3 separate regions of the Homo sapiens genome follow, and regions 1 and 3 are each linked to region 2. Evidence: chromatin contacts called from ENCODE Hi-C data. All regions are on one chromosome and are shown on one strand. Each heading gives the region's core, a stretch centred on a gene start or an enhancer-like site at or near the end of the contact. The rest is flanking DNA. Distances are from core to core; before and after follow the strand shown. Region 1 overlaps IPCEF1 (interaction protein for cytohesin exchange factors 1). Region 2 has its middle 59 kb from the start of SNX9. Region 3 overlaps MAP3K4 (mitogen-activated protein kinase kinase kinase 4).

Region 1 (3,403 bases), core at 424-2,923, 3.5 Mb after region 2:
CAAATCACTGACATAGGCGTGAGTCATCACATCCAACCTCTGTCATTGTTTTTATTACTGCTTCTGTTATTATTGTTAGAATGTCTATTGTCTTTCTTCATTATCCACTACTATGACAGATTATTTCAATTAATGTATTAAGTATTATTTAAGGTGGTTAGTCTTCTGAAAAAATTAAGCAAGCTTTTCATGTTTTCACAGGTAAATGTCTATTAATTGGATGCTTTAGAATCTCCTTTAAAAAGTTGAGTCTATTTTTCTGGGAAGGATAAAAAACGTTTGTGGAGATGTCAGGGGTTTCTGGAAGAACATCCCTAACAGCTCTATCAGTGCTGTGCCGATCTGGTATGGCTCTAAAATAGTCAGGAATTTCTGTGGCTTGGTTGTTAAAATATTGGTAATTTGAAACTGTCAATGATGTGAGGGTTTCTACCACAGAAATTGACAAAAGCCACCAGTTAGGGCTCCTGCAACCAGAGAGCCCATTTTACCAGCATATCACTGTATAGTTTTTGCTAAAGATTAGGATCACTATGAAGTCTGATGTAATGACAGAGCATCTTACTGTGAATTTTAATACATCTTGGGGTAAATTTTGCCTGCAAGGTTTAACAACTACTATATGGATTATAAGTCAATATAACAGTTACCCGTAACCTGGGCGTTAGCCCCAACATTCAATATCAAAGGAGTTTCCTTTGTATATTTTCTACTGGGTCTTTTGTATATTTCCATGTGTTTTTGAGTGATTCGTGGCCAAATGAAGTTTTTGAACCATCTTTTAAAAAGTTAAAGAAAAATACACTTCTTCAATGAAAAAGAAATACATATTTTCAAAGAAAAATTTCCCCTCAACTTTAGAAGTAAGTTAGGGCAAAATCAGATTTTTAGAATAATTTTTTAGTTTTACCTATAACATTCAAACTGGAAGAAAATAGAATGAGAAAATATCTTACTAGGCTCTGAATATTTATGATGATAGCAAGTTATAATTTCCCCTATTGAAAAACCATCTCATAAAATGCTCAACTGGTTGCTTGCTTTTTTTTTTTTTTTACTTACCTAGCGAAAAACCACATGCAAGATCATTTTGAAACGGACTAGTTCACGGGTTCCACTTCCTGTTGTGAGGAGTAAAATCTATCTTAGATGCAATAAAGTTCTCAAAGATTGTTTTCACTGTCTCATATAAACCAATTTAGGTTTCAAATTCATGTATGTTAGGTGAAACTGAAACTCCCTGAATTTGTTATTTCTATAATATGCAGTCTGTTTCTGGTCAGGGAAAACAGTTTTAACAGTTAATAATTTGCTTTAAGAGAATTATTGTCAGAACAGGGTTGACTCAATGACTCAATAACTAAGCTCCCTCCCCCACTTAAAAACAAACAAAAAAAAAGCCTTTCTTTGAGTTGGGTGCCTGTTCTGCTTGAGGTATTGTTCTCATCCCATCCTAGGCATAAGAACGTGGTGTAGACCAAGGGTTGGTCTTGGGCAGAATTGAGACAAAGCTCACATTTTGGGGCTTTCCCTGGAAGTAGCCCTAAGGTGGAGCCGGAGGGCTCCAGTCCCACTGGGTGCTCACAAGGAATGGGTGGAGGATACTCACTGGTACCCAGCTGGGAGCGATGGAAGGAGCATCACTTCCTCTCTGCCTTGGCTGATCCCATCGCTGCCCTCCAGGGACTTTCCTCTCATTTGTTCATCTGAAGGCTGCTCTTCTTGTTTGAACTAATGTAATTTCATCTTGTTCATTGGAGGCCTGAGCACTCTAGGAATGACTGTTAACAACGCCCTTTTCTCCCTATTCCCCTGGTTCTTGGTTTGTCTCAAGTGCTTGCTAGGGACTCCTGGACCCCAGATTTCCCAAATCTTACCCAGCATCTACATTCACGAATTCTCTTCTTTGTCTTTAGTCCTGGCTCTCAGCTAAAATTTAGCCACTCAAATAATATACATATTTGGGCAAAAATATTTTGCCAATAGGTACTAGTTGGGTTTTACTGATCTCAGAGAATTGGCATATCAAAAAAAGGTCCCAGGAGATGATTTGAGGGAATGATAGGAACTTTAGAACACAAGACAGGTCAGTGTGGGAGATATTTGTGAAGTGAGGCTGAGACTAGGTCCTTTTCATGATAACTTGCCTGGATTTTAGTAACATGCCATGATTATAACATGTCTATCTTTGCTTAAAATTTAAGGTAATTACTGCCATCTTTATGGATGATTAATTTTGGGGGGGATAAATTTTACTCTAACATTGGTCAGATGAAATGTCAGTGCAATATTTCTTGGGATCTATATTTCCCAGGAAATATAATTTAAACACTTTAGCTTCGTTGTAATTGCTGAAGGATACATAAATCATACTTATAAAAATTATGATTTTTTTCTGTTTATTAGATATAAAGTATTTGTTTATCTCAACGATATAATATTATATTACACATACTCATATAAAGGGATGTTGTTTAGTTCTCAGAGGATTTTCACAAATAAATCTTGTAAAATCTTTATAAGACCTATAGGATTAGAATTATTATCAATATCTTCATTTTATAAATGAAGAAGCAGATTCAGAGAGTGCTATTTTCTTGGGCACCACAGCTACTAATTATAATAGCCAGGAATTGGTTCCAGGCCTCTGGATTTAAAGACCTTCTCCTCTTTTCACTATGTCATATCCCTTCTTCAAACATACAGTAGAACCATATACAATAGCTATCAGATCAATAGTTAGATATGTAGACTATAAGCCAGGAACCTCTAGAAAACATTATAAAATGCTGTACTAAGATTACATACCAAATTTTGGAACTGCTTTTCATTTTCACACGTTTTTTCCCCTGAGTTCTCTACCTGTTAACGGAAAAGGTTGTCTTTCAAATTTAAATCAGTTCAGCTTAGATATTTGTAAAGAAAAAACAAATAGAACTTCTTTAAGCAAAATTTTTTTTCTCTCTCTCTACACACACACACACACACACACACACACACACGTATTTTAAAGCACTTAAAAATATTTTTTATTTTTGCTGATAGTCTGATTGTATGTTTGTTTAAAATGTATTGTGGAAAAAATGTATATTTCATATATGTTGTCTTATGTCTGATTTGAAGAGCTAGTACAGAATAGTAGGTGGTAACTAATTTATCTTCCATAAAACGTGAGAAATATTCAGAGATATTTAAAGACAGAATAACAAACTTTAATTTGTCTGTAAATAAGAATTTCCTGATAAGGAGGGTTGATTGCTACTGAACTCTCACTGAAAGAGGTTGTGGAATTTCATTTTCTGGGATATTTAATTCATGTGGTTTAGGTCTAACCCTACGTGGTAGCAGGACTATGAGCTGAATAGTCAAGTGACTCTAATATTTTGAGATTGTAACAATTATC
Region 2 (3,220 bases), core at 115-2,614:
GGAACATTAGCAGATGTGAACATTTTGGCTCTTGAGGGTGACACTGCTGAATCTATGCCAGGTCCTCTCTCTCTGGAAAATTACTAAACTACGCTCAAATGATAAAACAAAACAAATACATTTCAGGCGGGGCGCGGTGGCCTACGCCTGTAATCCCAGCACTTTGGGAGGCCGAGGCGGGCGGATCACGAGGTCAGGAGATCGAGACCATCCTGGCTAACATGGTGAAACCCCGTCTCTACTAAAAATACAAAAAATTAGCCAGGCGTGGTGGCGGGCGCCTGTAGTCCCAGCTACTTGGGAGGCTGAGGCAGGAGAATGGCGTGAACCTGGGAGGCGGAGCTTGCAGTGAGCCGAGATCGCGCCACTGCACTCCAGCCTGGGCGACAGAGCGAGACTCCGTCTCAGAAAACAAACAAACAAACAAAAAAAAACAAATATATTTCAAAATGAACACCCGAAGCCCCCACAGTCATAGCTGTGTGCCTCCATGCACCTCTGCAATGTGGTGGGAGCGGGAATATCCATGCCCAAATACTTGCCCATAAATATCTCCCATCTAACTCTTTGTGGAGGAGATCAGATCCGAGTGGAAGGGCTCGGTGTCCCTGAGGGTAACGCCCATTGTCTAAGCAAGAGGAGTCTCTTTCTAACCCTAATAGGCTTGTTAACTCTTGGTGTTCTTCCTGTTCCTTTTTAGATAATCTATTAGGTTGGCACAAAAGTAATTGCAATCTTTGCCATTAAAAGTAATGGTAAAAACCGCAGTTACTTTTGCACCAAAATAATACATCACAGGTTTATACTCAGCCTTTGTTACTATTTTAGGTTGAATTATTTCCGTGCAAACCCTCAGAGCACAGGGATCTGTAATTATACTTTGCAAGAGATGTTACGTGCTACCAGCAAATTTTCCAGCTCAGTGATGCAAGGCAGGAGCTGTACATCTTCTCACATGTGGTTATTCATTCCATACAGTACTGAGAAAGAGCCTTAGTCACATTTGGACTCCCTAAGGAAGTGTCAGGCCACATCACTGCAGCCACATTCCTGCACAGAGCTTGCCTCAACCTCGCTCCTCCAGGCGAGCTCCATGCCGGCCACGTGATGGCCCCCGCCAGTGTTGAGAAGTGATTCATCGTCAGCTCCAGGGGAAAAACAGACTGTGTAGGAAGGTTCCATATGACAAAAACATCCGGATTTTTTTTCTTTCTGCCTTCTACTGGGCAATTCAGACCTTGTTATCATACAATTGAGGTGGAAATGTGACGTAATTAAACTGATTTATGAAAGTCACATACAGAAACCAGAGTCATTTTTTAGAGCCCCAGTGTGGTTAAAGTTTACTTCCTCTGTACATTTATAGCAAAGGCTTTTGAACATGGTTGAGGGCAGAGAGCCAGTTTCGGGTAGATTGGGAGAAGGTCTATTTGCTGGTTACTGCTGCTTCAATTTATATTTCCCCCTCAGTTTTACCAAGGAAAAGGCCTTAATGGACTGAATTCAATGTGAAGCTTGTGTGATTCTCTATCTGTGGCCACTTCAATGTGAACGCCAATGACCATGAGCCGGGTAATGACTTGGAAATATACTAGACAGAGCACAGCCATGGGAAATACCACGGAAGACTATGTTAGCTCCAGAATAACATCATTAAAACTAGCTTAATTTAGTACAGCATCTGGATCAGAAATAGTCCTAAACATGCATACACAAAGCAAGTATACATTTGCATGATACGTACACAGAGCTTTAAAAAGCAACCTGGATATAGTGTGTCAGTTTTCAGAAAGGGACCAAGATGAGATTAATGAACCTTGACACCTGCTTTGCTCTCTTCCACTGCCGTAGAAATCCTCTCTGCTGAGAGTCTGGCATACTTCATAGATACAGTATTTGGAGAAGCAGCAAGGCTGGATGGTTTGTGTAACACACTGGAAACGTCATGAGGCTGATTCTAGATTTGCCAGTCATCAACTGGGGGCACTTGGCCACGTTTTCTAACTCACAAAGGTTTTCCAGGATAACATTTCATGCTACCTCCCCTTGGTGTTTTGAGGAATCGTCAATAGGACAGACAGGCAAGCACATGAGAAACATAAGCTGCTAGTTGGCACAGGTGTGTTGGGCTGCTGGAATCAGGCAGGTGTATGGAGCCGGGTGACTCATGGAGGAGGAGGGGTTCCACCTGGAAGGGACACTCCCTGGTCTCTCTCCACATAGCTAATGTGAGTCACCACATTCCTGGCTCCCTGCCTGACTTGCTTCCGGGTCAACCACGGAACCCCAGGGCCACCTGGGGTTGGGCCTGCTCCAGCTGTTCCCTTCGGAGCCTTGCCCTGCTTGCTTTGCACTTGTTAGAAGAGGGAGCAGGTACTTCCCCGCAGGGACCTGTGTCTGCCTTCAGCTGTCTAAATTCCATGGAGAAGGCCTGGAGATCCATGGGGAAAACTCCTTTCATTCTGGGATGGTCTGGCCTGGAAGCCCGGAGCAGCTTCCTCAACCCCGCCGCCCTCCCCTTTTCCCTGCCTTGTACCCAAGGAGCCCCAGCCCCTACTCCACATCACAGAGGGCAGAGGTGGAGCCCACCTGGGACGGTGGCCACCTATACCCTCATCACCAGGCCTACATCAGCACCCTCTGGGCGTGACTTCCCTCACTTTCTAGGTAATGAAGAAAAAGATCGTGTTTTACATTGAGACGTATAATCTGTGTAGCTTGGAAGAGGAGAATATGCAACCCCCAAATATGCATAAGGATTGTTGAGCTGAAGGCCATTAAAAAGCAGATGCAGGAGAGCTCTCTGCCCTCGCTCTATTTGCCTAAAGCGGGGCACAAAGACAAAAGGTGTCCTGTCCCCCTTCCACCAGGGAGAACAAAGGTTAACCACGGAAGACAATTTCAAACCCTGTCAGCCTGGAGATGGTACTGGAGGAACCCACATGGGCAAGCCTCACCGAGCAGCCTTCCTCTGCCAGTTGTTTGCTTCTCCCCAAGTTGCTGCCCCCTAGAGACTCGAAATCCTTTTCTGCTTTTATTTTTAAAATATTTTAAAAAATACTTCCCCCAACCCCCACTGCATCCTCCCTAGCCACAGCGGGCTCCGGGACACTCTTCAGAGTCCTTTTCCTTTTCCTTTTCCTTGTCACTTCTCTAAATATTAGCTGTTCTTTGTTGAAGATACTGTCTAAGCTGGAATTCAAAGGCATCTCTCCCTGGT
Region 3 (3,030 bases), core at 142-2,641, 3.3 Mb before region 2:
CACTGAAACGAAGATGAATACTGTCATAAACAAAATATTAAAATAAGACAAAACACAGTATATTTTATCCTTCCTTACCCATTAAGCATCACAGAAAACGAGTTAGGAAAATGTCATATGGTACTACCAGCCACTATACTTATAATTCGTAATTAAAATGAATTTAATATTTTCTTAGGATTTACTTAATGCAGTCAACATGGTATTCTCACTTGTTGGAAAAGATACTGGTTTACATTCCATCCAAGCAACTTAGTAACACCTACATGTCAGAACAAAATCCAACAGTATTTAAAGAAACTTTCTTTTAAAAAGAGTCTAGCACCTAATAAATAACATTCACAACGTTTTCCATCCTATCAAAAAATTACCAGCCAAGTGCAATGGCTCATGTCTGTAATCCCAGCACCTGGGGAGGCTGAGGTGGGCAAATTGCTTGTGCTCAGGAGTTTGAGACCAGCCTGGACAACATGGCAAAACCCCATCTCTACAAAAAATACAAAAAATTAACCAGGTGTGGTGGCATGCACCTGTGGTCCCAGCTACTCAAGGAGACGGAGGCGAGAGGATCACTTGAGCTGGCACCACTGCACTCCAGCCTGGGTGACAAAGCAAGACCCTGTCTCAATCAAACAAACAAACAAACAAACAAAAATACCAAAGAAAAAAATATATGATCCAAACCAGGAGAAAAACCCAAAGAAACAGACCAGAAATGACTCAAGTAGACATTATAATGATAAAAAATATATCTGAAATATGGGTTTAACAGCAGACCAGACACAGCAGAAAAACATCAGTGAACTTGAAGACACAGCAACAGAAACTATTGAAAATGAATCAGAGAGAAAAAGATTGGGAGAAATAAAAAAACAGGGTACCAGTGCCCTGTGTGACAGTATCAAGCAGTTTAACCATGTGTTACTGGAGTCCAAAACTAGAGAAGGGAGGCACAGAAACAAATCTCTGAAGAAGGGCTGAAAATTTTTCAAATCTGGAGAAAACCATAAGCTCGCAGATCCAACAAACTCTGAGCTAAAGAACTATAAAGAAAACTCCCAGTCTGTTGTTATGTACATCATAACCAAATTGCTGAAAACCAATGACGAAGAGAAGAATATTAAAAGCAGCCAGAGAAAACTTAGTTTGAGGGCCTTAGCTTAGAAGTAACATATTAATAGGAGGGAAAGAAATCAAGCAAAGTTTTATTCTTTTTTCTTTAAAACAAACAAACAAACAAACAAAACACTTATACACAAAATCCAGAAAAATACTAGTGGTAAGTTCAAAAGAACTTGCATCATTTCAATTAACTAACCGTAAGCATCCAAAACCTCATTTTGTAATCGTTCATGTGAGATGAGCTAATGTGGTCAGCCGACCAGTTCAGAATGTTTACATGTATACCAATGATTTGGGATGAGCAAAGTAGTACAAGGTCTACATCAGCTGCCCTGAAACATTTGTCTTACTTGTGTTTAATAACATGCAAATGTGAAATGTCTTTCTGGTACTAAACTTCTGACAGTCACGTAAAACATTTCACTCTTTTACCATAAAACCCTGCTAAAGTACTATTATTACACTACAGTCTGGTCTAGGCAAAGTATGTCTTGAACTCAACCCAAGGGAGTTTGGTGTAGGTTTTAGAGGAAAAATGTGTGAAAAGAAAACAAAACAAAAATTCAAGTTACTTAGGGTTAAATAGTTCTGCTCTGACATATTAGGTAAACCACAATGGTGCCTGAAATAGCTATCTGTAAAATGATGAAGTCGGATTAGATGAGTCTGAAAACATCTGTGGTTCTGCAAAAGCCACCCCTGCCCCCCAACACCACCCCCGCCAAAAAAACCCAAAACACTTCATTTAGCGACATCCTTCGAAATAAATGGATATTTTAACCACTTGTGAAGTATAATATTCATCTGTATGAAGTTCTCTCATCCACCTCCACCTATTCTCTATTAGGTAATAAGTATTAGGGAGATTTCTGCTATTGGGGGAAAGAGAGGAGGGACATAGGCAGAAGGGATAGATTTTCTAGGTTTCCTTTTTCTTTAAACAATGTGTATAGCTTGCTTGGCCTGAAGTATTAATCAAAGGGAGCTAAGCTCAGTTTGAGGTTGTATGTTTGGTTCATACTACAAGAGCCAATTTATTAATAAGTTATCCATATTACACGAGTCAATTTATCAATGTTAGTTATCTTTATCATCAATCTACAGCTGAACATTTATCAGCTCACCTCCAGGTGAACGGTCAAACCTCGAGCTTATCCAACATGTACTATCTAACTTTTGCACTGTTTCAGAGCATAGGGTCTTTACAAACCTAACTAATCTTGCTTATTTTTCAAGATAGACATTTAGACTTGTTTTTTAATGAAAATTCATCTTTTTAAAACAAATGTAGATTTAAAAAAAAAAAGATTTCCTATGGAAATGAATAAGAAGCTATCTCCCCAACAATTACTGAAGAGCAGGAGCCTGTCATCCTTACCACTGCTTCTCCGGTGTCTAGAACAGTGGCTGGTGCAGATTATGTGTTCAAAACTACTTGCTGATTGAATAAACAAATCAAGTAAGTTTATCTTCTATACTTTGGATTTAATCATTATCCAAATCCTTTTAAAATACAATAACATTTCACTATTTTTAAAATATATTTTTTAAAGGCTACAAGAATGAAGGATTGTTGATTTTTGCCAATAATGAAATCCCTACGCCCCCACACTTACTAGTAAGAATACAAGTTTTAATCAAATTATTGTTTTCTTGTAAACACTTTAATTTAGAAGTCTTATCCAATGCCACTGGAACTTGTGCTTGGACAGTTAATTAAACATACATACAAAAACATTAACAATGAAACATGCAGACAAAAAAAATATACTGTGGCAGCTGTTACTTTGGGGGTCCCTGATGAAACCGGCCTCCTCATGGTCACAAACCTGCATATCTACGCTTGAATGTGGAATGACTTTGTGACTGCTTTAACCCAAGCAATGTAGCAAAAATGACACTGGACCA

What was found. A loop is a pair of places that touch in the nucleus more often than their neighbours do. Pooled maps may share reads with other maps.
Region 1: a loop to region 2 is called in a map with no recorded cell type, with 18 times the contacts of the local background. The contact joins two enhancer-like sites. A Hi-C loop is called at or near these places in 2 of 37 single-sample maps with no recorded cell type and 7 of 50 pooled maps.
Region 3: a map with no recorded cell type shows a loop between it and region 2 (19-fold over the local background). The contact joins two enhancer-like sites. A Hi-C loop is called at or near these places in 3 of 37 single-sample maps with no recorded cell type and 2 of 50 pooled maps.

Annotation. Positions count from the first base shown.
Region 1 is chr6:154,247,906-154,251,308 of GRCh38, reverse strand. All of the region lies in intron 3 of IPCEF1 (interaction protein for cytohesin exchange factors 1), which reads left to right. Among named protein-coding and RNA genes, the nearest start is that of IPCEF1, 110 kb to the left of the region's middle. Within about 2 kb of position 1,673, at least 5 of the 41 ENCODE cell types and tissues checked have a DNase peak (open chromatin) inside an H3K27ac peak, as active enhancers do.
Region 2 is chr6:157,762,560-157,765,779 of GRCh38, reverse strand. No RefSeq gene overlaps it. Among named protein-coding and RNA genes, the nearest start is that of SNX9, 59 kb to the left of the region's middle. RefSeq lists enhancers at 1,179-1,228, 2,119-2,188, 1,761-2,960, 2,462-3,220 and a silencer at 1,719-1,828. Within about 2 kb of position 1,364, at least 35 of the 41 ENCODE cell types and tissues checked have a DNase peak (open chromatin) inside an H3K27ac peak, as active enhancers do.
Region 3 is chr6:161,028,057-161,031,086 of GRCh38, reverse strand. All of the region lies in intron 1 of MAP3K4 (mitogen-activated protein kinase kinase kinase 4), which reads right to left. Among named protein-coding and RNA genes, the nearest start is that of MAP3K4-AS1, 37 kb to the right of the region's middle. RefSeq lists an enhancer at 1,576-1,675. Within about 2 kb of position 1,391, at least 2 of the 41 ENCODE cell types and tissues checked have a DNase peak (open chromatin) inside an H3K27ac peak, as active enhancers do.